6 separate regions of the Homo sapiens genome follow, and regions 1, 2, 3, 4 and 6 are each linked to region 5. A link is a loop called in an ENCODE intact Hi-C map of the cell type or tissue named here. Cell type or tissue: IMR-90. All regions are shown on one strand. Region 1 has its middle 27 kb from the start of SIX2. Region 2 overlaps SRBD1 (S1 RNA binding domain 1). Region 3 has its middle 8.2 kb from the start of PRKCE. Region 4 overlaps PRKCE (protein kinase C epsilon). Region 5 overlaps PRKCE (protein kinase C epsilon). Region 6 overlaps PRKCE (protein kinase C epsilon).

What was found. A loop is a pair of places that touch in the nucleus more often than their neighbours do. Peaks named below come from ENCODE experiments on the same cell type or tissue, not always from the same donor. Only the 100,000 strongest peaks of a DNase experiment are listed, where the experiment ranks them.
Region 1: a loop joins it to region 5, with 7 times the contacts of the local background. A loop is called at or near these places in 6 of 110 quality-filtered maps.
Region 2: it touches region 5 in a loop (13-fold over the local background); 10 of 110 quality-filtered maps call a loop at or near these places.
Region 3: a loop joins it to region 5, with 10 times the contacts of the local background. A loop is called at or near these places in 107 of 110 quality-filtered maps.
Region 4: it touches region 5 in a loop (2.5-fold over the local background); 6 of 110 quality-filtered maps call a loop at or near these places.
Region 6: a loop joins it to region 5, with 2.8 times the contacts of the local background. A loop is called at or near these places in 78 of 110 quality-filtered maps.

What each region holds. Positions count from the first base shown.
Region 1 is chr2:44,980,125-44,984,124 of GRCh38, reverse strand. No RefSeq gene overlaps it. Among named protein-coding and RNA genes, the nearest start is that of SIX2, 27 kb to the left of the region's middle. In IMR-90, a CTCF peak has its summit at 2,331 (motif pointing left); a DNase peak (open chromatin) is centred at 2,304; H3K27me3 peaks cover 894 bases.
Region 2 is chr2:45,583,157-45,587,156 of GRCh38, reverse strand. It overlaps SRBD1 (S1 RNA binding domain 1), which reads left to right. Exons shown (of 21, transcript NM_018079.5): 5 at 1,383-1,549. Among named protein-coding and RNA genes, the nearest start is that of SRBD1, 26 kb to the left of the region's middle. In IMR-90, a CTCF peak has its summit at 1,711; a DNase peak (open chromatin) is centred at 1,736.
Region 3 is chr2:45,641,431-45,645,430 of GRCh38, reverse strand. No RefSeq gene overlaps it. Among named protein-coding and RNA genes, the nearest start is that of PRKCE, 8.2 kb to the left of the region's middle. RefSeq lists a silencer at 1,485-1,694. In IMR-90, a CTCF peak has its summit at 1,595 (motif pointing left); no DNase peak of the experiment used is centred here; H3K4me3 peaks cover 577 bases; H3K27ac peaks cover 306 bases; H3K27me3 peaks cover 1,295 bases.
Region 4 is chr2:45,860,132-45,864,131 of GRCh38, reverse strand. The region is part of intron 2 of PRKCE (protein kinase C epsilon); the gene reads right to left. Among named protein-coding and RNA genes, the nearest start is that of PRKCE-AS1, 190 kb to the right of the region's middle. In IMR-90, no CTCF peak of the experiment used is centred here; no DNase peak of the experiment used is centred here; H3K4me3 peaks cover 431 bases; H3K27ac peaks cover 462 bases.
Region 5 is chr2:45,934,760-45,938,759 of GRCh38, reverse strand. The region is part of intron 2 of PRKCE (protein kinase C epsilon); the gene reads right to left. Among named protein-coding and RNA genes, the nearest start is that of PRKCE-AS1, 260 kb to the right of the region's middle. RefSeq lists an enhancer at 2,290-2,599. In IMR-90, a CTCF peak has its summit at 2,198 (motif pointing right); a DNase peak (open chromatin) is centred at 2,319; H3K27ac peaks cover 1,349 bases.
Region 6 is chr2:45,776,603-45,780,602 of GRCh38, reverse strand. All of the region lies in intron 1 of PRKCE (protein kinase C epsilon), which reads right to left. Among named protein-coding and RNA genes, the nearest start is that of PRKCE-AS1, 100 kb to the right of the region's middle. RefSeq lists a silencer at 1,808-1,897 and an enhancer at 1,679-1,973. In IMR-90, a CTCF peak has its summit at 1,816 (motif pointing right); a DNase peak (open chromatin) is centred at 1,832.

The DNA of each region.
Region 1 (4,000 bases), 950 kb after region 5:
TTCCTCGTGCACAAAATCATGAGATAGAAGAACACGGTTGTTGTTTTGGTTTGGTTTTGGTTTTTTGGGGTTTTTTGTTGTGGTTGGTTTTGTTTTGAGACAGGGTCTCACTCTGTTGCCCAAGCTGGAGTGCAGTGGCACAAACACAGCTCACCGAACCTTCAACCTCCTGGACTCAAGCCATTCTCCTACCTTGGCTTTCCAAGTAACTACAGGTGTGTGCCACCACACCTGGCTATTTTTTTTACTTTTTGTGGAGATAGAGTCTCGCCATGTTGGCCAGGCTGGTCTCAAATTCCTAGACTCAAGCGATCCTCCCACATCACCCTTCCAAAGAGCTGGGATTACAGGTGTAAGACACTATACCCAGCCTGTTGTTTTAAATCACTAAGTTTTGGGGTAAAGTGGTTATGCAGCAGAGGATTACCAGACAATAAGGAAAGTGTTTTTCAAAACCCGAGGTCTCAAACAGTGGGACTCACCACCTTAGGAGGGAGTAATTGTGGCCATTGTATCAGTATTCACTAAGAATTGGATGGGCCGGGTGCATTGGCTCATGCCTGTAATCCCAGCACTTTGGGAGGCTGAGGCAGGCAGATCACCTGAGGTCAGGAGTTCGTGATCAGCCTGGCCAACATGGTGAAACTTCATCTCTACTAAAAATACAAAAATTAGCCAGGGGTGATGGCGCATGCCTGTAATCCCAGCTACTCAAGAGGCTGAGGCAGGAAAATCGCTTGAACCCAGGAGGTGGAGGTTGCAGTGAGCTGAGATGGCACCACTGCACTCCAGCCTGGGCGACAGAGTGAGACTCTGTCTCAAGAAAAAAAAAGAAAAGAAAAGAAAAGAAGTGGAGAAACATTTACCAAGCATGATGGGGAGGTAGCTGTGTTGCACAGAGTGCTGACCTTGAAGTCAGATGACACTAATAAATCCTGCCACTTAGTAGCTAGGAGTCCTTGGGTGAGTCACTTCACCAGTGTTCCTCACAGGGTTGCAGTGAGCATTAAAGAGCTATGAACATCATCTGCAAACTGGAAGGGACCCTGCTGCTATCAAGTTGTCAAATTGCAGGAAGGATGCCTGCATTGGGTAAGCAATTGAATTAGGTAAGTGAACTCTGAGATTCTGTAAAACCAGGATCAGTCCTAACTCATGTAGTAAGGTGTAAACATGTGTAAAAATATATGCTCTTGGTCCGGCGCAGTGGCCCATGCCTGTAATCCTGGCACTTCGGGAGGCCGAGGCAGGCAGATCACTTGAGGTCAGGAGTTCGAGACCAGCCTGGCCAACATGGTCAAACCCCATCTCTACTAAAAATACAAAAATCAGGCAGTTATGGTGGCCTGTACCTGTAATCCCAGGTACTCGGGAGGCTGAGGCAGGAGAATTGCTTGAACCTGGGAGGTGGAGGTTGCAGTGAGCTCAGATGGTACCACTGCACTCCAGCCTGGGTGACTGAGACTCTTTCTCAAAAAAAAAAAAAAAAAAAAAAAAATATATATATATATATACACACACACACACACACACACACACACACACATATGTATGTATGCTCCAACCTTATCGGTCCAGAGTCCATCTTTCCAAACACTGTTCAGAGTGAAATCCAGATGATCATCTGCCTTGTGGCTTTACCTAACCCCTGAGAGATGTTTAAAAACCCTATTAATCTCTTGGTGAAGGGAAGGGGGTGTCTGTGGACTCCAAGTTAAAAGGATTTGTTTTAGAACAGTATTTCTCGCAGTGTGGTTCCAGCACCAGCAATATTAGCATTATCTGAGAAACTATCAGAAATGTAAATTCTTGCCCCCCATCCCAGCAGATTTACTGAATCAGAAACTCTGGGGTGGGGCCCAGCAATCTGTGCTTGAATAAGCCTCCAGGTGAGTCTGCTATGAGCTCAAGTTACCTTATGATTAGGCTGACAAAGTAAGCAAATCATACACGCTGAAGATCCTGATGGCAGACCTCTGAGAAGAGGCGGAGGGTCTGGGGACAGTCGCAGAATGTGGGAGTGATCGAGAGCATCATTTATGACTTGCCCAAACTCTTCCACAGTGTTCCAGGTCTGGAAGGACCGTCAGTATTTCTGACATGTTTATGAAGGGTTGTTCACGATTCTCAGATAAAGAATCAGAAATATCGAGGGTTTGGGGATGAGAGTGGCTTGGAGAAGGTCAGTTGGAGAGAAGATGATGTGGGTTTCTATGAGATATTAAAGCCCTAAATACAGAGGAGAGGATTCCCAGACAGCTGCCTCACATCACTGCCTGCAAATTCGGCTTCCATCGCAGGCGACGGAGACGCGGAAGGTAAAGTTATGGCGCCACCTGCTGGAGAAACGTAGGCTCGGATTCCCTCCACTTGGAGATTCCGTTCCTCCCTAACACTCAGCCCTAAAGCTCAATCCTCCAGAGACCCCAAACCTGCAAGGGTGCCATGTACCAACCAGGTGGAAAACCACTGTCCTGCTTACCAATACGACTTCAGTTTTTCAAAGCTTGTGCTTTGGGGTCTGAGAATTGCAATGTTACAAGCCTAGCAATCTTTCCCAAAGGAGACTGGTATAGAATAAACATGCTCCAAGTTCCTTAAAAAGATAGGACCAGAGGAGGTTCACCTATCCATAAATAATCAGCCCCCCTTGTCAGTCCACCATAGTGAGGGTCCTCTTCCCAGACCAGGGACAGATGCTGCCAAGGCTCCGGAAAGAGTCATGGGCCCATGAGAGATACGCCTTTCCTGGCACGTGAGCCATCAGAGATCCAAAGCCAGTACCGGGCACTGATGAATGTGCAAGCACTCCACTCTGTGTAGACCAGGTCTGAAGGGCTCCATAATGACCCAATCATGGCAGCAGATGCCCTAAAAATGGCTCCCTCCTCTAGGGATCATTAGAAAGCTATTAAGGATGTCTAATTATTTCCTAGTGCTAATAAAGATGCCAATAAGCCAGGCAAGTTTTCTCACTTTTATGGAGATAATTAGAAGGCCAATTATTTTTTATGTCCATAAAAGAGTGAAACTTTAACCGCTGTCCCTGCAGCTGTATTTTATACCACCCTTGTGACAGAAGCTGCTTTGTAGCACTTCATTACGCATTAACAAGGATCTCGGGTTTTTAAACTCCAAACCACAGTCTACCCCAGATTCAGAGTTAGTCTGAAGGAAGTGGAGCAGGAAAATAGGCAATAGATCATTCTCTAAGACTTTGAGGGGAAGGAGTCATCTTGGCCATGCATTCTGCTTCGGAGATTGTATCCTACCCAACTCTAAGGCAGTGGTTCTCAAACTTGAGCTCATAGCAGACTCACCTGGAGGCTTATTCAAGCACAGATTGCTGGGCCCCACCCCAGAGTTTCTGATTCAGTAAATCTGCTGGGGTGGGGACAAGAATTTACATTTCTGATAGTTTCCCAGATAATGCTAATATCGCTGGTGCTGGAACCACACTGCGAGAAACACTGTTCTAAAACAAATCCTTTTAACTTGGAGTCCACAGACACCCCCTTCCCTTCACCAAGAGATTAATAGGTAGAATTCAAAGGGGTCCATGACTTTGGTTGGGAAAAGGCTTACGTCTTTATCTTCACTAACTTCCAACTGAAATTTAGCTTTTTAAAAAATGATGAATGTAGGTAACAGACCACAGTAGTGATAACAGCAGTGATAACAGATATTTTCCAATCCCATTACAGTAGTGGCAGGTTTCTGCAAATATCATCTATGCTTATCCGTGTTTTAAAACTCCAGTGGTTACTAGTCCTGCCAGTAGATTTTATTCTTTAATCCATTAATGGAGAAGCACATATTACTATATCACTGCTTTAAAAATATTGTGATAACTGTATTTCAAAATGATTGGTTTCCTTTGATGTCCTATGTATTATCTTTTGTGCGTTTGAAAGTGTTATTCAGACTGCCCGGGGAGGAGGGGGGAAGGGAGGAGGGGGGAAGGGAGGAGGGGGGAAGGGAGGAGGGGGGAAGGGAGGAG
Region 2 (4,000 bases), 350 kb after region 5:
ATAATTAAATATTTAAAAAATTTTAAATATTTTAATAATTATATTTTAAAATAATTAAATATTTAAAAAATTTTAAATATTTTAATATTTATAATTTAAAATAATTAAATATTTAAAAATTTTTAAATATTTTAATATTTATAATTTAAAATAATTAAATATTTAAAATAATTTTAAATATTTTAATATTTATAATTTAAAATAATTTTAAATATTTTAATATTTATAATTTAAAATAATTAAATATTTAAAATACCAATGATTTTAAATAAATAATATTTTAAAACAAATATTTTAAAAAATAATTAATTGCCTGTTTCGGTGGTTCATGCCAGTAATCCCAGCACTTTCGGAGGCTGAGACGGGAGGATTGCTTGGGCCCAGGTATTTGAGACCAGCTTGGGCAATGTAGTAAGACCTCATTTCCACTAATAAAAAAAAAAAAATTAGCCAGGTGTGATGGCGTGGCTTGTAGTCCCAGCTATTTGGAGGCTGAGGCTGGAGGATCAGTTGAGCCTGCGAGTTCAAGGTTGCATTGAATCACAGTTGTGCCACTGCACTCCAGCCTGGGTGAAAGAGCGAGACACTGTCTCAAAAAAATAAAAAAATTAAAAAGTAATTAATTAGCTTGAAGATGTTGTATTTGTGCATGATACAAAATTCAAAAGATATAGAAGGGTCTTCCAACTCTAACCCTCACCCAACCAATTACCTTTTTATTTCCAGATCTTGTGAATCATTTCATATTAGTTCATATAGAGCTGCCTCAGATTCTTAAATGCTTGCATGGTATTTAGTATGGGCATAACATATTTTCCAGTTCCTCCATTGTAAACTTAGGTTTTTGCTCACCTTTACTCTGCTAGGGACAGTTCTTCAAAAAAAAATTATTATAAATAATATTTTCTAGAGGCATGTATATGTTATGATAAATTTCCAGTAGTAGAATTGCTGCTGGGCCAAAGTTTGTTTATGCATTGTAAATTTTCATAGATATTGCCAAATTGCTCACTAGCAATGACTAAAAATGGCTTTCCTTTGCTCTCATGCTGACAAAGTGAGTTACCAACTCCTTGCTTTGCTACCAATATGAGAGATGAAAAGTATATCATTGCATCATTAAAAAGTGCCCTCATTGAACACTGGAATTTGAATGATACAGTGGTTTGGATTAGATTTTATTGAATTTGTGAAATGGCTATTTTACCATTATGATTGTCAATGGATACATGTATTTTATATGGCTTTCTTTTTTTTAAAAAACTATAGCAAGTAGTTTCTAAGTCACTGGAGAACATTATTTGATACTATGTTTTAAATTATACATGATATAGATGTTTAATTTTCAGCATTTTAAATCACTAAGTATCTTTAATTTGCAGGTTTTATCTGAGAGAACTAATATTGAACCTTGGGTTTGTGCCAACATCATTCGTCTCTTTAATGATGATAACACAATTCCCTTCATTATACGTTATAGAAAAGAGCTCATTAATAACCTTGATGCTGATTCCTTGAGAGAAGTTCAGCAAACCCTAGAAGAGCTACGGTAAGAAACCTAAAAAAGAATAAGCCTAGTGTAAGGGGAAAAGGCCAATGAGGAACAGTGAGAAAGTGAATGACGGTATATTTGACAATTTCAACATTTTGTTTCCTTGAATTATTGTAATCTGGATATAGTCCTCTTTATTTAGCGAGTGTATGGAGTCCCTCTGCTGGTGTGTTTATGCATAGCTTGAGCATGTATTAGCAAAAAGGTCATTTGCAGTAAAAGTGTGTGCCTCAGAGTTTGACTGTCATCTTCTTTCATAGAAAAGGTTGGGCATAATGGCAAAATTAGGACTGCCAGCAGGAAACTCAGAAAGTACATTTTATTCTAACTCTTTTAACCACTCACATAAATCTGTCCTTTTAATTTCATAAAGTTCCTAAGTGGAGAGTTCTTTGGCAGTATAGAGTTTGGTAGGAAATATGTATATTTCCTTTTCCCATCTTTTTTTTTTTTCGGAGACAGAGTCTTGCTCTGTCGCCTGGGCTGAAGTGCAGTGGTGCAATCTCAGCTCACTACAATCTCTGTATCCCAGGCTCAGGCGACTCTCCTGCCTCAGCCTCCCGAGTAGCTGAGATTACAGGAATGCGCCACCACGCCCCACTAATTTTGTATTTTTAGTAGAGACAGGGTTTTGCCATGTTGGCCAGGCTGATTTTGAACTCTTGGCCTTAAGTGATCCACCCGCCTTGGCCTCCCAAAGTGCTGAGATGATAGGCTTGAGCCACCATGCCCAGCCTTTTTCCCATACTTTTAATGGTTATGGTAATTTAACAATAGTGGATTGTAAGTTTTGTATGGTTACAGAATGGAAAGTACCTTTTTAAAAAAATTATGCCTCTGGACTCACTGCTAATAACTGAGAAATATGTGTACAAAGACTACAAGACTGACCATATTATTCGATAGGGTTTATTAAAACACTTCACTGCTTATGCATTTATTGCATGTCTCCCATGGGCACTGTGTTAATGTGTACATTCTTCAAGTGTACAAAAAAGATCTGATTAAAATTGGATTATCATTCTACTATGAAGCCATTTTAAAAGTATTAAGGGTAATTTTTATAACAAGCTTGACAAGCTTTCTGTTATTTTGGGGGAACTTGCATCTCACTTTTCTACCTCTTGACGTTCTTTTAGTGTCAGGAGAATTAAAGTGCTAATATGTGGAAAGTTATACTTCATTGAGAGGCAGAATCAATTTGCCAATGTAAAAATATAAATGACTAAATCAAATAGTCTCAGATGCAAATGTTCCAGAGCCAGGCTAGGATAATCAAGCATGGGGAATAAGAATTGGAGATTACAAACCCTGTCTAAGAGGGGCAACCCTTGCTCGTCTCCAGTAGATTACTGTCATGCAGGGTTGTCTGCCCAGTTTGCTGGTTCTTCCTGTTTCTGAAAAGAAGCTGGTAATTTGAGTTTTTACGTAACAAATTTCTAGGCCAAACAAAACCACTCTTGACCACACCTAGAAGGCCAGCAGTTTGCAAATTCTGAAGTAAGCTTTCTGTTTGGTTGAAGGCAAGGTAATTAAGAAAGTCTGAGGGTTTTGGATCTGAAATTGGAGAAAGCCTCACAAGCAAGAAAAGCTTGCTTAAAAAATTAAAGGGTAGTCTAACAATATTTGGTTGTATGGGAGACAAATAGGAGCTGTATATCAAGAATATTATTATTTTCTTTTTCTTTAAAAAACCCTTCTATTGCAAAAGAATTCCATTCTCTGGGTTTCTATGAATAGGGGAATACATTGAATATTAGTAGAGGAGTGAATATTCCTTGAAGTAAGTGGGGGCATTGACTGGAACTTAAGAGATCTTTTTCTATAATACAGAAATTTCTTTCTGGTAATGAGATATGATCTTTATTTTTTCTTGAGCTCAGCATTTTCTATAACTAGAGCATTGATTTTCAATTTGTTAATTGCTACCCCTACATGAGAAGTAAAACCAATTTAATAAGTCATACCACTTAAAAAATGAAATAGTGAATAGAAAATACAAGAGTACATTTATGTGGTAAAGGCAAATATTGTTTCATGAAATGTTTCAATTATGTAGCATCTATATGTATGTATACTGGGTTGCAACGTAAAACATTTTTAAATTCACTGTTGAAAAGTGAATTAAAGAGTATGATTCTGGATAGTAAGAAAAGTTTTCTGTATTTTTCTCTAAAGATAATTCTCTTCTTCCTTATATGCAGGCTAATAGGACAAAAGGAATTGGCTTTTTGTTAAAATGACCTGGTAGGCTTTAGCCCTTGAAAACAGTCTTGGGCTACCATGACTATAGAAGACATACAGGTTGTAATCTAAGTACTGCATATTCTTCTTTTTAATTTATATTCTTCTCTTTAATTTATAGTCTTCTGCCTTTAGTTTTTTTTTTTTAATTTACAAGTAGATTTAATTTTCTTTTCCATCGATCATTTTGAATAAATCATATTA
Region 3 (4,000 bases), 290 kb after region 5:
AATGGAGTCTTGCTTTGTCACCCAGGCTGCAGTGCGGTGGCACACAATCTCGTCTCACTGCTGCAACCTCAACCTCCCAGATTCAAGCAATTCTCCTGCCTCAGCCTCCTAAGTAACTGAGATTATAGGCACACACCACCATGCCCAGCTAATTTTTGTATTTTTTTTTAGTACAGACAGGGTTTCACCATATTGGCCAGGCTGGTCTCAAACTCCTGACCTCAAGTGATCCACCTGTCTCAGCCTCCCAAAGTGCTGGGATTACAGGCATGAGACACTGCGCCCAGACTATATTCTTTATTGTTATTAAATTCCTCTATTAAATGAGGAAACTGATACCTAGAGAAGTTAACTGACTTGCCAAAAAAAAAAAAAAAAAAAAAAACAGAAAAAAAAACCCCAAAACACTACCTAGAGGTCTAGACCCAAATCTTATACCTTATACATTGACTGTTCTTTCTACATTGCCATGCCGGAACCAAGGCAGCACTATTTAATGATAATCATGTCAATTACATTTTAATTCCTTGGAAACATTTTTATAAACCTAAGGTCTAGATTTGTTTTAATTTATTGGCTCCAAATTAAACTAGCCTTAGCACAGTGCAATATAATAATTCTTTCAATAATAATCTATACTATAATAACATAATTCTCAAGGGAACTATGATGTTGATAGAGTTCTTCCTTAAGTTGTTTGGTAATAAGAGTCTTTAAAACAAAAAGACTGAAAGACTTTGTTGTTCTTCAACTTCTATATTTTTGTGTCTCCTCTCCCAATACCAATAGAATTATTGAGGTATTTTTGGCGGATGGTTTGATGCTACCTGTAACCAAGTTTAACAGCTGTCTCCCAGGCTCCCCTGTGGATATTTTACCAATTAGCAGAATGACTGATCTGATTGTTCAGACTAGGTTATATATCTCTAGCACATTCTGGATATTTGGTGAATCCATTTTTATTTCTAATTTACCTTTCAGGATCAACAAGCTGGGGCTAAAGGGCAAGGAATATTGCCTTTTGTCACTGATAAGCATTTGCGTGTAACAGAATGTGTAACCAGAACTGCTTAAATCCACGGGTTCTGTTGCAACACATGTGTTGGAAAGCTGCGAATCTGTCCCACTTTAAGGCCCAAGTCCTCCATGCACCGGGCCTCATCCCCTAGCTGAAGCTGTAACTCCTCCCTCAACTCTCCTACCGCTTCTTCCTCACGTCTCGTTGGAGTTCCTGCCTCTCCCTAATATACTGTAGTATAGTTCTTTGGTACCTGTCTTTGATCCTGCCACTTCCCTAGAGGTCTTTAAATTTGGAGACCCAGGATGACTCATGTTGGTGCTGCTCGGTATCTTGGACATGGTAAATGCAACTTTGTGCTCTATACACATTTGAAATGAGAAGAGTGTGAAATAGTCTTCTTGTGGGTCTCTTCCCTTCTTGCCCAAATGAGTGCCTTGAGGATGGGTGGGTCTCTTCTCTCTTCTGCAACCCACCCGGCAAGCCTGCAGTGACAAAGTCGCTGCGCGCTCTGATGCCGGGCCGCACCGGGGGGCTCCAGGCCGCCCGCGCCCCACTCCGCGAGCCGACAGCGCCCTCTGGTGGACGCTGGCGCGCTCGCCCCAGTGGCTCCCGAGGCTCTCACCGCCTCCGCTGTCTCCGCTCCCTGTGGTGCCCCGCTCAGCCCCGGACCAGCCTGGGGGAAGCGACCCTTCTACGTCCTGGCCGGTCTAGTTTCTCTGTCGTCGGCTACCGGGTCCCTCAGGTCACCCCACCCCGGCCGGAGCCGGATGGAGAGGCGAAGAGAGCCTTGGGTCTAAAAAGGGGTCCGGCGAGTCCGCCTGCCATCCCGGCTTAGCGGGGGACGAAGGGTCGCAGGGTGGGGGCCAGGAGGCAGCCCCTCTCTTCTCCGCCCCAAGAGACTTCCCAAGGCCAAGGTTGGAGGGGGCGGCCGTTAGGCCTGGAGCCAGGAGAACAGAGACCCACAAGAACAGCAGAACAGAAAGCAACTGGGAGGGAGGGGAGTTAGAGGGGAGCCACAGTCCCAGGAGAATTCCTAAGGCCCCGGAGCAGAAAAGGCGGCAGACCCGGGCAAGAAGGGGACAGGCGTGGAGGGGGCTGGTCATGAGGCCGTTTGACCCAGGGTCACAGTGCAGCCACGGTGGAAAGGTGGCTCATTGTCCAGTCTAATTCAAGCTGTGTGACTTAAGTTACCTGCGCTCTGGAAGCTTCATTGGCTCTTAAGTGGAGATTAGAAGAGGCTAGGACTGCTCTGTGGATGAACGGACTATGAAAGTGTCCTGCACATAGTACATGGCCACTAGGACAACAGCGAGCTAGGGGGATAAGCCAAGAGGAAGACCACACGGCATGGGACCACTGCCGTTATCCACATGCCCCAGGCAGGCGGAGGTCAAATGCAGTCACTCGGTGTATGCCAAAACTGTGCCCCCCAACTTTTTTTTAAAGCAACTTGGCTTTTCAAAGTGAAGAATTCTGTTCTTATCGCTGCATTAGAGCCACAGGCCATCTATTTGACAGTTAAATCCAAGTTGGGTTCAGGAAAAATACAGATAAAGGATTTGTGGTCTAGGTTTGTAAGAAGCTAGAATTTGAAGGTAAAGGTATTCGAAGGGCCTTCAGACAGACCACAGAGACCACCCCTGCATTTTCCCAAACCCGAGGCTGCAGGTCAGCTCCTGAAGCTGAGGTGAGGGTTGTGGGAAGTGGCCGTACAATCCCACTGCAGGCATCGCCTCCAGGATGGGAGGTGCTGGGCATGGGAGCAGGTCAGGACCTGCTTGGAGGCTGCTTCTCGTCATCCCAGCACATAGCTGGGCTTACTTTTCTGAAAAACACAGAAGCCATCAGCTGGGTTTGCCCCCAAACCTGGCAACAGCTTAGGAAGGAAGAAAGAATGTCATTCCTCCATCCCACCAGGTATCATGGAAGCAGGTGGCTGGGCTCAGGCCTCCACCTGTCTCCTGGCCGCACCACCCAGCCCTGCTTCCCAGGGACTCTGCTCTGTGGATCACCCCTCACTTCTCTTCTCCACCCTCGTTCCCTCTACCGGTTGTTTTCCTTCAGTAAGTCTCAGCCCTTTTAAAAAAAATTGTAACCCTTCCTCACCTCACATTTCTGCCCAGCTACCACCTAACCCTCTCCTCTCTGTCCCTTGTTGTTATTTTTCAGTCTCCATTTTCTTTTCTTACTACCCACTCCCTCCTCAGCCCATATCATTGGGCTCACTGAAACATCTCTCACTTCCATGCTGCTAAAACTCATTTTTGTGGTCTGTACCTTATTTGACCACTTTCTTTGCCGCAAATGATGCTGTCTCCCCTCTCGCCTTGAAATGCTCCCTTCTTCTAGTTTCTTTTTTTGTTTGTTTGTTTTGAGACAGAGTCTTGCTCTGTTGCCCAGGCTGGAGTGCAGTGGCACCATCTCAGCTCACTGCAACCTCCACCTCCTGGGTTCAAGCAATTCTCCCGCCTCAGCCTCCAGAGTAGCTGGGACTACAGGCAAGCACCACCATGCCCGGCTAATTTTTGTATTTTTGGTAGAGACGGGGTTTCACCATGTTGGCCAGGATGGTCTCGATCTCCTGACCTCATGATCCGCCCACCTCGGCCTCCCAAAGTTCTGGGATTACAAGCGTGAGTCACCTGCCCAGCCCTTCTCCTAGTTTCAAGGACATCTGAACTCTCCAAGTTTTCTTCCTACTTGCTTGACGTCTCCTTGTCAGTTTCTTTTCTCCTCTTCCTCTGCCCATCTTTTAAATGCATCATTATGTTATAGTTACACTGCAGAATTAGTTATGTTATATTTACATATAACACAGCTAGTGTTATGTAATATGTAAATTATATGTAAGTTATGTTATATTTACATATATGTTATATATGTTATGTTATAGTTACACTGTTAAGACAATAATGTAAAAGTTATCTTGATGAATCATCAGGTGAGTGACCACAAGGTGCTGTGACTTTGAGGGAAGGA
Region 4 (4,000 bases), 75 kb after region 5:
GGATTCACACCCAGGCTGAATCCTGGCATTCTCTCCAACCAGTTAAACCAGAGCCTCAGATTCCTCCTCTACAAAAAAGTAGCTGTAGGAAGGGCAGTTTTACTATTGCCATTCTACAAACAAGGAAATTGAAACCTGGAAAAGTGAGAGCTAGTCTAGGACACCAATGGCAGGGTCAGACTTGCAACCTCTATGGCCTTTGAATTGGGCCGTCTGCTGCCCAGCAGGATGCAATGCCCCCTTTTAGACTCTCCAGTGCAGCCAGGCGCACCATTCCCGTCCCTACTGTCTAGCTTAGCCCTTCCCACCCTGAGAGCTCATCTCCTACACACCCAGATGAAGCCTGCTATCATGACCACTTGTCCTCCCCCTAGCAAAAAAGAGCCATCTCTGCTTGCAAGCCGTATTCCGAGCCAGGAAGAGCTGGCCAGGTCATCTGTTAAGCCTCAATGCATCCTGAACAGAATGAGCTCCTAAATCTGTGGCACTGGATTGCACTTACTCTGCTTAAACGCCTATTTCTACTACTAAAACATGAACTCCTTGAGAGTAGGGACTGCCTGTGACTCCTCTTTGCATCCCCAGGGTTGGCCCGTGAGCACCTAACAAACAAGGAAGGTAGGGCAAGAAGAAGGGAGGGAGGGAAGGCAGGCACCACTCTGGCCCTTGCAGGTAGAGCTGTTTGGGGTCCTGATTCATCACGGAGCAGCCTTTGGGACTTTGCAAGTGCTATTTTACCCTGGTATTGTGTTTGCAGACAAGCCTGTCTCTAAGACTAAATTTTAAGCCCTTTGAGGGTACAAAAGAGTTTTCCTACCTTTATGTAGGAGATACCAAGGGCTACATTATATAGGCAACACAGTGGGTGGCCCTGAGACCTTCCATTTTCCTGAAGAGTCAAGATCTTCCTACCAAAGTATCCTAGACCCTAGACAGTAGGGTCTAGACTGGAGGCTATGAGCTGCCAGGAAATGAGTAGCCTAATTCTGCATACCCAACTTCCAGGAACCGCAAGCACACACTAACAGGACAAACTGTGGGTTCAGCTTCCCTCTCCCACAACCCCCCAGTCCCTCAAACCACACATATTGTCCCCAACTGCTCTCTTCTCCTCCAGCAGTGGGGCCACAGCAAGTAGAGGGGGTGGAGACACCAGGGAGTAGATTAGAGAGTGAGTAAGGCTGTTTTTCAAAATGGATCTCAGCCAGAAGGCCCTGATCTGGGGCACAGGGTCCCTAAGTTTTCAATGTGAATGCAGCCCCTGCGAAGCTTTGAGCCTAGGGGCACCCTGCGCAGGTGATTATGGGTGCATGTGTGTACACATTTGCATGCATGTATGTACACACACCACACACATATAAACACACACAGCCTTGGGGAGCAGAATAGAGCTGACTTTTGGTAATAAGCTGCCTGCTCTGAGTCCTAGCAATCCCCAAAGCCCTGCGCATTGTGACCTGGTTCCCGTGATCTGTAGGGTAACTTGGCAATTGGTTTCCCAGAAGTGCAGAAGTTAGTGACTGAGCCCAGCTCCAGGGACACAGAAAACCAGAAGATCCAGCCAAAGAATCCCCTACCCCTCTGACTGCACAGGTAGGCAATGCCTGATGCATTCTTGTACACAGTACCATGCTCACTTCTGACAGTCTGGTTAGAGGAGCTGACACCAAGAAAAAAGATGGAACAATCTCCGGCCTAATGCACCACTAGGTGGTATGACCAGGAAGTTCTGTGGCTCTTCAAAGAAGGCCAAGTTCCACTGGAGAGGGATCCAGGAGGTGACATGGAGGTGGTGAGACCTGGACGGATGAGGAGGAGGCAGACTGTTGGAGGGAAATGGAAGTAGTCCTGGTAAACCAGGAAGGAACACAATGAAGAATTCAGAGTAACAGATTTGAAATACTGTGTGTGTGTGTGTGTGTGTGTGTGTGTGTGTGTGTGTGTGTGTATACAAGAAGAAAGGTTACACTAGGGTGGCGGGGTAGTACCTAAGACCATTCTCCAGGGCAGTTATTGTTTTACATACATATAAACTCACAGCAAAAATGTTAATGAGTTAAAAGGCTACGTGGGGAGCATAAGTCCCTTGGTCCCCATCTCCACTTTTCAGAGGTAAATTTGTGTGTGTGTACACTATGCTGGCGTATGTTTTTGTGTTTCTTTCCTCATTTTCACACAAATGGGATCACAGTATAGCTACTATTCCAACTTACTTTTTTTACTTAACCATTTATTTTCAAAACCTCTCTTCATTAATATATAAAAATAAACCTAAAACTTTATAATGGTTGTTAATTACTCCATTATAGGAGTTACCAGTGCCCTTCAGCTGTAAACATTTACCTTGCCTTCAATATTCTGCTGTTTTGACCTGGCACTTTGTGCACTACCTAGGCAGGTTCATCAGTGAAGTAAACCTACAGCAGTTTCTGGGTCAAGGAAAACTCTAGTTTCATTCTCGCCAACAGTTCAAATGGCATTTAGTGAGTACCTACAATGTGCAAGAGAGAAGGGAGAATAAAAGAAAATTTATTTTAGTAACACTGAAAATAAGCCAGTCTTGGGGACCTGAAGCCTCATGCGAAGAGGTATTTATTGAAGAATGGGCTAAGGGCATTTCTACTCTATATTTTTTTGCTATTGTATGTATATATAATGTATATATTTTTGATAACTGTTAGATATGCAACCTAATACATGGGTTGTAAAACATTACTGCAGAGCAGGTAATTACATAGCATATTTACCCCCAATCTATTATATATCGTAAGTTCTTTTCACTGTGTTCAGCATAACTCAGTGTGTTATAAACTACATGCATGAAAAATCACCATGCACTTTTTCAGCATTATCTCCCAGGAGTTACAAGGATTGCCTGTGGAGGTTAGAACCAAATTAGTCTCTAGCCTCAAGCCCACCCCTACCCCTAATACCAGCCCCAGCACGAAGGAGCATTCACATCAGGCAATGGCTCAGCCTGCTGTTTTCCCAGCCAGAAAACCAGTGAGTAGGAAGCAAGCCTCCCCACTTGAGTTCTGATTTCCTGAAAAGCCAAATTCTCGTTGCTCTCCCTACCGAGGCCCTTCCTCTGCCCCCACCCTATCATCAAAAGTGAAAGTGTTACTGCAACAGCACACAAGCGCTGGCATCAAAGATCTGCGTTATTCACTGGTTCCCAGAAAAACACTTGTCTGGGACACGGGTTAAGGAGCAGCAAAGAAGAGGTCATTGATCTCTGTCTCCAGGGCTCAGTGGCTTTGGCATGGGGAGGGGCCGAGGCTTTCCAGATGTTCCACTGAAGGACTGGATGGGTGCCAGGAGAGTGCTGCAGATCTACAAAGGGATGCCTGTTCCCCAAGAGTGTACCATGCAAAGTCAAAAACTCTCTGAAGAGAGCACTGGCCAAAGTGGGCAGGGCCCCCAGAGAGACTTCAGCGGTGAACATCTTCTGCTGTCCTCACTCCCTTCAGTCCACAGCCACCACAGCCACTACACCCCCTCCCCAGCACTCACATGCACATATATTTCCCCCAGACTACCAGCTCTTGTTCCTATAGTAACAAAGCAAAAGCTAACAGGGTTTGAAAAAGCAGTAAACTTGACAGCAACCATACAGAAGGGCAAAGAAAATGGCCTGGGAAATTCTGTTCTCACCCTAGAAATCTGCCTTCAGAGGAGTGCCAGCCCATCAGGGGGCCCCAGCTACAAGTCTAAAACCTCAGCTCCCAAAGGCACAATTCCCTTCCTCTGACTCCACCCATCCTCTCTGAAAAGGAGAAGGCCAGAGTTACATGGATCAGTACACTATGTAAGTTTGCAAGTTATCTGAACAAGGAGCAACCCCTAAACACAGCATTTGGGTGATTACGTGGCAATGATAACATGGCTACTATTAACACCTCTGATTCAGTCATTCATTAAACAAATACTTACTGAGCAGGTACTGTATGCCAGGCACTATTCCAGCTTGCTGGGGATACAATGATAAACAACTTAGATA
Region 5 (4,000 bases):
TTTCTCAATTTAAGCAAACTTGCACATTTGTTTACTTTGTTCTAAGAGTTGCTGAATAAGGCATGATACCATGAGTTTATGGTCAAACAGCCAGGGAAAGGCAGCATCTAGGCAAAAGAGAAGGGACCCATAAGTTAGGAAAGAATGCAAATTGGAGGCCAGGAAAAGTTTGCTAACTGAATAAATAGCTGCTGCAAGGCTTGATGGGGGTTTGAGGGGTGGGCGCTGAAATGTTGAAAGGGACACAACAGGTCAATCACAGACACAAGGTGGAAAATGCAGGGATATCTATAGAGTGGGTAGGGAGGATGTAGGTTCCAAGTCACTAAGGATAGTCCTAGATTTTGCCTGTTTTCTTAGAGTAATTATGTATAGTGTCACTTATCATTCTCAACTGTGTCCTTTCTTGGAGGATAAATGATATAGTCACCCTAGTTCTCCAAAACTCACAAGATGCATTGAATTGCCAGATAGCCCCCCTCCAGCCAAGCCATCTACACCAGCTTCTATATTTGCACCACCTCTCCAAGGGGCTAAATACCACCTCCAAGAGACTAAATACCACCCCCATCAGCCCTGCCCTGAGGCTAAGAGAGCAGATGGTTCTATGTGGGTGTGAACAGTCTTTAATTCTTCATTTCTGGGCTAACACTGGCTCCTGAGAATCCAAGAGGAACAGAGGGAGGAGAACAAGAAGAGGCCGAAGGGGAAGGGTCGGGACCCTCTGAGTGACATTAGTGGTGCGTAACGTAAAGGCTACTCTCACTGTAGAGAAGCCAGCATGGCAGCAAGGAGGGCGAATGGGCCTTGGGTCCAGCAAGACCTGCAGTCTGCTCCCAGATCCCCACAGTCATTGCTGAGCCTCAGTTTCCTCACCTCTTTAAAGAAAAGTGGGGTGGGGGAGGATAATATCTACCTTCCAGAGTTGGAGTGACAGAATGTAATCATTATCAAGTACCAGGTACACAGTAGGCGTTCGATAATGGCAGCTTTTGTTGGAACGATGATATATACCTACAAGTTTTCTTTCTTTTTTTTTTTCTTTGAGACGGAGTCTCACTTTGTCACCCAGGCTGGAGTGCAGTGGTATGATCTCGGCTCACTACAAGCTCCACCTCCTGGGTTCACACCATTTTCCTGCCTCAGCCTCCCGAGTAGCTGGGACTACAGGTGCCCGCCACCAGGCCTGGCTAATTTTTTTTTGTATTTTTAGTGGAGATGGGGTTTCACCGTATTAGCCAGGATGGTCTTCATCTCCTGACCTCGTGATCCGCGCGCCTGAGCCTCCCAAAGTGCTGGGATTACAGGCGTGAGCCACCACGTGTGGCCATACCTATGAGTTTTCTTAAAACCAAATTGTCAAAAATGTGGGGCCTACCAGGTGTTAGCCTCCATCCCATAACATCGTGGCTCAGGTCACCCTCAGAAGGAGACACAGGGAGTCCTAAGTGTATTCTGGGAGTGACCTCTGTGGCAGACCAAGGGACACAGCTATGGCCGGGACACCAACAGCTTCTGCTATAATCTCCCCAATTTTTTTTTATTTAAGTGCAATTATTTTTATTTAAGTACAATTATAAAACTATAAAGGGAACATTTTTAGAGGAGTAATAAAAACCAGATGGACATGGAATCTTTTCTTCCCAGCCAAAGGGGATCATCTTGCTCATCCCCTGGGAGCACTCTTCTTTCATGATCACTGTCCCAGGAGCCCACAAAAGGTCCAAGCATCTATGGAACTTAAAATACAAGTACTGGAAGGCTTGTGTCTGTACCAGGCTCTGGTTCTGATCCTGGAAATTCAATGTCACAGTCTGAACAGGTGTGCCTGCTGATTGATTATAGCCTGAAAGTACAAGAGGGACAGGCAGAGCTTTTGTCCCTGCCCCTTTTAATAAGAACACATACCTGCGGTAGGTTGTGGATTGGAGGAAGTCTCTCAGAGCCGGGAGGAGACATTCCCTACACCAGTGGAAAATCTTTGGGTCCTCCAAAATCACACTTCTTTAACTCAAGTTAAATGAGGCCTTAAGGCGCTTAACTGTTAAGAAATAATAACAAGAAAAATCAAAGATTACGCAAAAAGAGGGCTGCAGGGGCTGCAGGCTGTCCTTAGGGCATCCTCCGGCCTTGGTGGGTAAGGTTAGGAAAACCTGGCTGCATTTTCCAAACCCTTCCACCAGAGCCACACGGGGGCACACTAGTCAATGTTTTGGATGTCGGGCCTCCCGCTGGCTTCCTCTCGGTAAAGAAACCTGGAGGAGGAGGACAGTGAGGGCAGAGGCGCTACTGGATGACTCCTTGCTTGGCCCACGGCCACCAAGCCAGTGACTTAGGCAGATTGTCCTTGAGTGATTCAAAACCACGTGGGTGCTGGCCCAAAGGTTTCCCCTTACTTTCTAAGCATGTTCCCAGCATGGCTGGGGCACGGGTTCCTGAGCTATTACTCAGGAGAGCAGGGAAAAGAATTGAGTGAATAAATGGAAGGTCTAATAACCTCTTAACCTGATACCAGGAAGGCAAGTGAGTAACCCCCAAGGGGTGCTTGGGGGCACAGCAGGCAGGGGTGGGCAGGGTAATAGCTCATTCTTCAGTGGGTCGCCATAGCATCCTTGGCGTGACCAGAGTGCTGGCCCTCAGTGCCTGCCCTCCTAGGGTGAAGGATCAGCCTCAAAGGCAGGGCAGCAGGCTGGCTCCTAACAGAGCCTCTTGACAGAGGGTCTCCTACGAGCACACACTGCTGCCTCACCAATAGACATGGGAACCCCAGGGGACAGACCAGGGACCAAACCCCAGCCATCACCAGGCACTGCAAGGCGCCAGCCAGCCTGCACTCCAGGACTCCAGTGTGCCTGCTTTCCAGAGCACAATGGGTCCAGGTGCACACAGACACAGCAGACAAACCAGAAGAGAAGGCATCTAAGTCACCACCTTCTATCAAGAATTCAGCTAAGCTGCGATTTTTTTTTTTTTTTTTGAGACAGTCTCACTTTGTCGTGTGGGCTGGAGTGCGGTGGCATGATCTTGGCTCACTGCAACCTCTGCCTCCTGGGTTCAAGCAATTCTTCTGCCTCAGCATCCTGAATAGCTGGGATTACCGGCACGTCACAATGCCCAGCTGATTTTTGTATTTTTAGTAGAGATGGGGTTTCACCATGATGGACAGGCTAGTCTGGAACTCCTGGCCTCAAGTGATCCACCTGCCTTGGCCTCCCAAAGTGCTGGGATTATAGGCGTGAGCCACCGTGCCCAACCCTAAGCTGCAATTTTATATGAAGACCTTGGAAAAGAAAAACACTTTTGTTTATAAACATGGTATAGTATGCAAATTTTAAAGTATTAATATTTTTTAGCTAAAACAGTACTTCAAAAGTTCTTAGCTTGAGGCCGGCTCTGAGAGGAGGGGGTTTATTTTCTTCTGCCCCACTTATCTTTGGTGAATGGCAGAATGTTTGTTTAATAAAAAGTCAGTAAAGCAGAGAATCATGCAAAGAAAAGATGTATGTACTTTAAGTATTTTAACTAACAATATTCAAACTGAAAATATTGAAAAACAAATATATGTACTCACTTGCCAATAACAGAAGGCCAATTTCTTTAAGGTATGGTCCCCCTCATCATCTCTTACAGACAAACATTATCTATGATTTCCATTTCCATTTTCTATGTGTGTGTGTGTGTGTGTGTGTGTGAGAGAGAGAGTGAGTGTCTCGCTTTGCTGCCCAGGCTGGAGTGCAGTAGTATGATCATGGCTCACTGCAGCCTCAACCTCCCACGATCAAGCAATGCTCCTGCCTCAGCCTCACAAGTAGCTGGGACTACAGGCACATGCCACCATGCCTGGCTAATTTAAATTTTTTTTTTTTTTTTGTAGAGACATGGTCTCTCCATGTTGCCCACGCTGGTCTTGACTCCTGGGCTCAAGCAATCCTACTGCCTCAACCTCCCAAAGTATTCAGATTATAAGTGTGAGCCACCATGCCCAGCCCAATTGTGGTTT
Region 6 (4,000 bases), 160 kb after region 5:
CTCGAAAGACAAGTGAAAGGGATTGCTTGGGGAGGCCAGTGAGATGTGTCCTTCTTTCTTCAATCCCACCACTCTGGCTCTTGGTCGCCTCATTCTCCTGCCTAAGAAGCTCCCATCTTTATGCCAAGAAATCAAATCTAATTCTGCTCAAGCACCTAGAACTCATTACCAGTTTACAAGGAATATAGGGCCAGAGGAACAGGTTAAAAGACACCATGGGAATACAATCAGCAAAATCCAAAATGTGGGAAACTTTACAGGACAATGACTAGTTTCTTCAACAAAAAAAGAAATGGCAAAAACAAAAAAAGAAAAAGGAGGGAGTAGAAATCTATGAATGGAATGAGACATAAAAAACAGCACTCAAATGCAACGTATAGACCTTATTTGAATCATCATTCAAGCACATCAGCTGTTCAAAGTTTATGAGACAAGTGGAAAAATTTGAACACTAATTAGCTATTTGATGATATGAAAGAATACAGGTTTCTTTAATGTGATAATGGCACTGTGGTTATATATGTTTTAAAAGTGTCTTTGAGATCGATACAGATGTATTTACAGATGCAATGTATGATGTCTGGAGCTTTATTTAAAATAATCCAGTTCAGGAGAACCTATGGAGTGAGGTAGGGAGAAAACAAAATTGATTATGTATTGATAAATGTTGAAGCTGAGGGAGATTTATTATACTGTTCTAGGTTTGCATATGTTTAAAATTTTCCATAGTAAAAGGTTTAAGTTAAAAGATGACTGTGATATATTTTTGAATTTTTGATGACAAGGAAATTATAAAATAATAGTTAAAACATAACCCTATTAAAATAAATCACACTACATATGCATGTATTAATTTTTATATACTTGAATAGACATATATATCTATATACAGGCAAAGAAAATCTTCTGAAAGCATGTACCCCAAACGTTTAACTATTAATCATGTTTTCTGGGGGAGAATAGGCCTGGTAGGAGATTTTCTCTTTTTTTTTTTTTTTTACTTTAATATATTTCTGCATTATTTAAATTTCGTCCATCAAACGAGTCTTACTTCTCAGTTCACAAATGGAGCAAGGAAGTAGTCGCAGTGACTCCCTGGAGCTCTCAACCTAGCTCTCGCAGGCTCTGTATCCCAGACCCCTCAACCCACAACACCTGGCACAGCCCAAGATCAGCAAGTCTTTCCTCGCCCCCGGACATCCCTAGCACTAGCGCCGCCTCTGTGCCTTCATCCGCCAAACATTCTCTTCCCATGCCACCTTTCGAATCCTAGCTCCAGACCCACTTCTTCCATCCAAGCAGTCTTGCTGCACTACTGCAGTGTGCAAGGGTCTCTCCTCTCCTCTACAAGTTGGCCAGGAGCTAACTACGCCTTGCCACTGTGTCTGGACAGCGCATTCTTAGAGGAAAACAGGCCACAATCCCCATACTACCTAGGTAGTCCAGGACGTAGTTGGGCACGTTAGGTGCTCAGTAAAGTTCCAAGTTACTTAATCTTACTGAGCCTGGGTTTCCTCACGTATAAAACGGGAATCCAGTTACCTACCTGGACTGCTGTGAGCAAAAGTCAAAGTAAAGTAGGTAAAACTCCCTGCACCTGTTTCAATCGTTCTGCGTACACAAAACAGCTTCTCTGACACTTGTAACTCCAAGTTTTAAGAGAATGAGAAGGAGACGTGAAAATCCACGTGGATCCACTCACTGGGAAGAGCACTGAGCTCAGAACTGCCCATTAGTTTAAATATTAACAGTAATAGAAATAATGTCCCGGGGTCAGGAGGAGGAGCTCCGAAGGTCACACCTTGAGCTCCCACTAGGTGGCAGTATTGTTTACCTGCTGTTATGCAAATAGAGGGGAGGGCCATCAGCCGGGAACATACATCCTCTGAAATTGATGATACAAAGGAGGAAATTTCTATATTAATTTCCCCATGATAGTGGAATAGACGTTGGCTTGAGGAAATGCACCGAGTTAGAGGAACATCCGCTAAAAACCAATAATGAAACCCCATGAGGAGCCCTTAGTGTCTGTGTAGAGGGGGAGATGTGTGTGGGGTAGGGACGCTGAGTGAAAGTAGTGGGACCATCTCAAAGGCGGAACACCAGCCAAAGGCGAGAACCTGCCAGAAGTCCAAACCTTGACTCAACCTTTCACACTCGAAAAGTAGTATTAATGTGACCAGTCGAAATGAGGATCTCCCCATCAGGGTCTCCCAGAGCATAAACTCCACGGAGCTAAGCGGCCAGGCATGTTCTCTTGGGACATCAGTCTCCAGAGAAGCAAGACTGGAAGATAAAAGCCTCCTGGATTCCAACTTCCCAAAGCAATACTTTCATGTCCCACTGCTCAAAACCCCTCATGGCTCCCCACTTCTTCTAGACAAAGTCTAAACTTTGCCACCTGGTGGCAAAGCCATCAGCAATTGGCTTAAACTCCACCCACCAACCCCAGGGACTTGGGAAAACATTTGCCAACCCACCCCTCCCTCCCACCCTTACTCTTCCTCAATGCTCCCAATGAGGAAAATGAAGCCCAAGAGATAAATTGACTTGCTCCTCCCAAAGCCCACCCTCCAGTCCTCTGGGTTTTCTCTGCACAGCCCTGCTCATCCTGTGATACAGACTCGGTGCCAAGTCTTCCCATGCTGAAAAATGACTTTGAGTCCCTGGGGCCTGCATTCTGTTCCATCTCAAGAACCTTTGGTGTGGTGTCTGTGTTGAATTGTTGCTATCTTTTCTCTCCAAAAAGATCATACCTCCATGAGGGCAGGTAAAATGTCACGTTTCAGTAGAAATACTGCAAACCAAGTTTCTGGCAGGGGGAAGGACAATGCTGTGATTAGGAGTGTGGGGGCTGTGCAGTCAGGCTGAATCCAAATCCTGACTCTTTCCCGAACCGTATGACCTTTACAGGGGTGCCTACCCTCCCGGGGCCTCTGTTTCCTCATCTGTAAACAAGAAGTAATAATAATACGTACTGCATAGAGTTGCTAGTGCAGATTCAATATCAAGTACGCAGGGTGCTAGACGTATGTCTGGCACATAATAGGGACAAAGATGGCTATGTCCTGTAGTCCCAGCTCTGTTGCTCATCAGCTGAGGGGTATGAGGAAGTCACATTAGCTCGTGGGCGCCACTGCCTTCATTGGCAATACTGAGAAGAGTGAGGGCAGACAGGGTGGGCTACATAATGTGCTCTGAGGTTCACGGTGGCTCTAAACCTCCATGCTTCTCCAGAACACTTCTCACATTTCCCCAGGAGATCAAGCTGGTACATGAATATAAAGGAAGGGGGACCAAGGTGCTGACTCGGCCTACTTAAAACTCACCCTCTATCAACACCCATCTCAAACTTACCTTCTCAAGAAAGTTGTCCCTGACAACCCCCAGTCCCACTCTGCCTGTTTCAACAAGGTTAGATCCCACTATTTCATGCTTTCATAACACCCTATGCTTTCCCTTATAATACATATTCCAAATGTCGAGTGAATTATTAATTGTGGACTGTAATTCCCCATTTTGCAGATGAGCAAACTGATGTTCTGGGAACTCACGTTATTCTTCCAAGACCCACACAGCCTGTCAGTCAGCAAGCCATGAGACCCTGCACTCCTCTCACTAGGCCATACTGCTTCTAAGGGGTTTTTAGTTATATCAAAAAAAAAATGATAACTTTCATATTAAGGCTGGGGTGATTCCTTGAGAGAAGATACACAGATCAGAAGGAAGAATGGTCTGTGGACTCTTCAAATGAGTTTGCTTGGAGAGTTCTAGTCAGAAAAGAACCAGAGGCATACATGACAAAAGGCTGTGAGGCTGGCCTTCCTCCAGCAGTTTTCTCCAAGGCCCTGAAACCACATTTGGGCTTCTTTAAACGGAATCAGAGTGTCATGGTGGAGGGAGGGGGAGAAGCAGGGGCAGAGTAGCATCATTAAAGCCTCCTGTGTGGTTTTGATTAGATCATCTGAATTAATAGTTCTCACAGGCAGGTCTTGATTAA